Regions from separate parts of the Homo sapiens genome. Here region 1 is linked to region 2. Evidence: chromatin loops called from intact Hi-C (ENCODE). Cell type or tissue: endothelial cell of umbilical vein. All regions are shown on one strand. Region 1 has its middle 120 kb from the start of LINC02772. Region 2 has its middle 63 kb from the start of FCRL5.

Region 1 (2,500 bases), 98 kb after region 2:
TGCTCTGTGTCCCTACTCAAAATCTATCTTGAATTGTAATCCCCGTAATCCCTGTGTGTCAAGGGTAGGACCAGGTGGAGGTAATTGAATCATAGAGGCAGTTTCCTCCATGTTTTTCTTGTAATAGTAATGAGTCTCATGAGATCTGATGGTTTTATAAGCATCTGGCATTTCCCCTGCTTGCACTCACTCCATCCTACCACCCTGTAAAGAAGGTGCCTGCTTCTCCTTTGATTTCTGCTGTGATTATAAGTTTACTGAGGCCTCTTCAGCAATGTGGAGCTGTAAGTCAATTAAACCTATTGCCTTTATAAATTACCCAGTCTCGGGTATTTCTTCATAGCAGTGTGAAGACAGACTAATAAACTCACTCAACAGAGTTCCAAGGGGGAGGCTGCAGGAGCTGAAAGTCTGGCCAGGCTGCTCCCTCAGAGAACTAATTAGAGGAAAGTGGACTAGATCACCAAGCCCAGAGGACATCACAGACAGAAGAGTGGTCCTATGTCAGGCAGAACTCAGGTTGTGGAAGGAGGCAAATATGAAAGTGATGGCTAAGAGGGGAAGCCTGTGTGTGGCCAACAAGATCCGATGCCTCCCTGAGATAGACCCAGATTTGCAGTGAAGTCAATGACTGAGCACCATCTTGAATCCACTGGGTTTTTTCCTGAAAACCAGGGCAGAACACAGCCAAGACAGTAGGTGTGGGTGCAGGTGGGAATGGTTAGCAAGGGAGGGAAAGGAAGTGGATGACAATGAGACAGTAAAGATGGACATTTACAGAAGGATGGTGGACATCATTCTGTAAAACTCCAGAGAGGGGTGAAATCAAGCTCAAGTGTATTTCTGAGGACAAATTGGCAAATGTCCTGAAAGGGCTCATGCAACACCCATTACAATCCTGACCTAGGATGCTGTATTAGTCCATTCTCATACTGCTACAAAGAAATACCTGAGACTGGGTAATTAATACGGTGAAGAGGTTTAATTAGCTCACGGTTTCACAGGCTCTACAGGAAGCATGGATGTGAAGACCTCAGGAAACTTACAATCAACACAGAAGGCGAAGGGGAAGCAGGCACACCATACATGGCCAGAGCAAAGGAAGAGGGAGGGTGGGGAGGTGCTACACACATTTTAAAAACCAGATCTCACAATAACTCACTCACAATACCCAGAACAGCACTAAAAGGAAAATCTGCCCCCAGAATCCAATTGCCTCCCAACAGACCCCCCCCACCAACATGCAAGATTACAATTTGACAGGAGATTTTGGCGAGGACGCAGACTCAAACCATACCAGATGCCTTCCAGTACGGCAGAGGATAAACAGCTCAAAACTACATTTTCCAGATGTATTTCAACTGAGTCATTTCCCATACCCGGGACTTTCACTGAAACTGAGTAACATGGGGGTTGAGGCAAGGTGCAGGATATGTCTTTTTGGTCATGGAATGCAGGCAGTAATGGCATGATCACGACCAGCGGCTGCTGACCTTGCAGTTTCCTGTCTTTGGCACAGGCAGCAGCTCTCTCCACAGCCCAATTCTGCAGTGTGGCTCTGGAAGGCATTTCTGGGATCTTTGGCTACCAAATGTTCTGTGATGAGCAGTTATGGCAAACCTACCCCCAAAGGCCCAGGGAGCTGAGAGGTTGAAGAAAGAGGCTGACAAATCCGGTTTCTAAAACAACAACAACAAATCATTTAATAGGGAGTTACAAACAGAAGTGATATCTCAGGCAGCTGCAAGATGGTGGATTCCTGCACCCGCTTTCCAGTAAGGTACTTTCTATACCAAGCTTTTTGGTAAGATAGACATCTTCATGAAGGGTTATTTATGCTCTAGACATTGTTTATTTATGAGGGGTTGTTTCTGCTTTGGAGAGTGTGCAAAGACCTTGCTGCAGATGCAGGAGTCAAACATCAATCATCCTAATGGTTTTGCTTCAAGATGGCATCATTCTTGCCATGTAACAGGCTAGTTTTCTGCAACAAAAAATCATAAAATATATCCTTTAGTACACCTTTTTGTTTGTAGAGTAGCTACAATGCGGTTGTCCTAACAGAAAACTTTCACTAATGCAAAGTGATATAAAATTAGTTGCTGGCAATAGACTGTAAAGGAAAATGCAAATGAAATTCTCTATCTGACCTGGGTGGATTAGAAGAATTTTATATTTTAATTTAATTGATTTAAAAGTCATATTGTATAATAAAAGGAATCTGAGGCAGTTACAAATATTACTATTGTATTATGTCACAGTGATAGTATATAGCACTCAGTTGTAAACATTTACTTAAACTATCACCTATTGTCACCTGGAACAAAATGCCTGTTAAAGATAAGATGCTGACAGATTGAAGTGGTTACTGTGATTAAAAATTATGGGGAGAAGGCATAGTGAATATGAGATATATAGGGTAGCCTGGATCCTTCTAATTCTGCTGAAGACAAGTTCAAGTTTAAAAATTTTCAGTTTAAGAAATGTTTTTAAAACCAGG
Region 2 (2,500 bases):
CACTTACTCAGCGCAGACACTCCCTGAAGTGGGTGCTTGTGCCCCATTGTGATGAGGTCACAGACTCAGGCAAGTTCAGCAATCTGTCCCGGGTCACTCAGATAATAAGTGGAAGACCCAGTTCTGTGCAGTTCTAAAGCCCGGGCTTTCCCAGACCAGCCGACTATGGCTTGGCCCATCTAGGGAGGGCTCAATACTTGGAAGGTGCTGGTCAGCGCAGAAGCGAGGCTGGTGGACACGTGTCCTCGGGGCAGGGTCACAGGCATCAGCCCACCAGGGAGGTGTTTCCAGCTGGGGTCACGAGGTCTCGGAGTGTTCCTGAATGTGGGAGAAACAGTCCCTCACCCTGACCATCTCGGAGTCTGTGTCCAGCAAGAGCCCTTGTTATTTGGAAGATACTCCCTTATTAATGGGGAGTATCTTGGTTTGCTGACTTGGTACCCATCCCCAGACAGGAGTATCTTTTCTATTATAAATGAGTAACTTGCTTTGTGCTTTAGAGATCATTGTCCACATAATTTTATCACCACGAATGTGTCACCAGGAGTCTGTTACTAAATAGTATAAGAATTTAGAGTTTTTAAACCTAAGATACTGAGGATAAAAACTGTAGACTTTGAGGTTCTCCCCATAAGGGGTAAAGAGTTTAGGGGGAAATTAGGTTCTACATCTGAAAAATAAAGTAGAAAAGATGTGGCCAGGAGAACTACTGAGGGGGTCAGGAACCAGGAAGGTGATGTTTATCAGGATGGGGAGAGGGGGCTGGAAGAGGGTCAGGAGCAAAAGAAAGGCAATAAACACTTACCCAGAGTTAATCTAATGAGATGACAATTCTTGTCTCCATTTTACACATGAGGAAACTGATGCTTAGAGAAGTTACATAACTTGATTAGGATCAAACAGCTAATATTTGGCAAGGCTGGGACCTGAACCTGGTTTTCCAGATACCAGTGCCCAGTCACTTTCCATAATGCCAAATGGCCTCTCAGAATCCCAACACCTCTTCTTTAAATGCTTTCCCTTTTTTCCTCAAATCCAGAAACTGTTGGTCTTTTGGGCAATTCTGACCACAGCCACTAAGTGGCGATATTGTCCAACTATGGCTCAGCCCTGTCTCTCCTAGGAAGAATGGGGGAAGGGAGGGAGTAGAAGATCCCCTGTTGTTTTTTGTGTGTTGTGCTGTTCGTAGCGCTTTTTTTTTTTTTTTTTTTTTTTGAGACGGAGTCTTGCTCTGTTGCCCAGGCTGAAGTGCAGTGGTGCGATCTCGGCTCACTGCAAGCTCCGTTTCCCGGGTACACGCCATTCTCCCTCCTCAGCCTCCAGAGTAGCTGGGACTACAGGCGCCCGCCACCACGCCCGGCTAATTTTTTGTATTTTTTAGTAGAGACGGGGTTTCACCATGTTAGCCAGGATGGTCTCGATCTCCTGACCTCGTGATCCGCCCGCCTCGGCCTTCCAAAGTGCTGGGATTACAGGCGTGAGTCACTGCGCCCGTCCGCGTGGGGCTTTCTTCTATCTATTTAGTCCTCCCAGCAACCCTGCAGAGGAAGTATTATCCCATTTTCCAGATGAGGCCATTGAGGATCTGCTGGATGACAGAGCTTAGCGGTAGAAGCAGGAATGGAATCAGTGTCCGGCTGGTTGCCAAGTCCTGCCTCCAAGCATCCTGGGTTCCCAAATATAAAGTCATTTTATGCCCTCAAATTTTAGTCTGGTGGGGAGGTAGATAGGGGAACTCCTTTAAGCCTGGGCTTGGACGGCCTAGTGAAGAAGAAGGGCGGGTGAGAAGTAACCATGCCTTTCCTTTGGTTACTGGAGGGAAGAATTAAGTTTTAAGGTGGAAGTTAAATACAGTTAAAATTACTCTGGTGTTGGGACAACTGGATTTCCACATGCAGAAGAGTGAAAATGGATCCTTATCTCACACCATGTGCAAAAATCAACTCAAAATCAATTAAAGACTTAAATATAAGGCCTGAAATTATAAATCTACTAGAAGAAAACAAAAGCAAAAAGAAATAAATAGGATTACATTAAACTAAAAGGCTCCTGCGCAGCCAAGGAAACAACAGAATGAAGAAACAATCTACAGAATGCGAGAAAATATTTGCAAACCAGGCATCTGGTAAGGGATTGCTATCCAAAATATATAAGGAACTCAAACAACCCAATAATAAGAAAACAAAGAATCTGATTAAAAAATAGGCAAAGGATCTGAATAGACATTTTTCAGAAGACATAAAAATGGCCTATGAGTATAGGAAAAAATGCACAACGTCACTAATCACCAGGGAAGTGCAAATCAACACCAGTGAGCTATCACCCCACACCTCTTAGAATGGCTATTATCAAAAAGATGAAAGACAGCAACTGTTGGTGAGGATGTGGAAGAAAAGAACCCAAGTACACTCTTGGTGGGGATGGAAATTAGTACAGTCATTAGGGAAAACAGCATGGAGGGTCCTCAAAATATTAAAAACAGAACTACCGTATGATCCAG

Evidence for each region. Peaks named below come from ENCODE experiments on the same cell type or tissue, not always from the same donor. Only the 100,000 strongest peaks of a DNase experiment are listed, where the experiment ranks them.
Region 1: a loop joins it to region 2, with 6 times the contacts of the local background. A loop is called at or near these places in 3 of 110 quality-filtered maps.

Annotation. Positions count from the first base shown.
Region 1 is chr1:157,389,777-157,392,276 of GRCh38, reverse strand. No RefSeq gene overlaps it. Among named protein-coding and RNA genes, the nearest start is that of LINC02772, 120 kb to the right of the region's middle. In endothelial cell of umbilical vein, no CTCF peak of the experiment used is centred here; a DNase peak (open chromatin) is centred at 1,396; H3K27ac peaks cover 2,059 bases.
Region 2 is chr1:157,488,135-157,490,634 of GRCh38, reverse strand. No RefSeq gene overlaps it. Among named protein-coding and RNA genes, the nearest start is that of FCRL5, 63 kb to the left of the region's middle. RefSeq lists an enhancer at 1-53. In endothelial cell of umbilical vein, a CTCF peak has its summit at 1,065; a DNase peak (open chromatin) is centred at 1,074.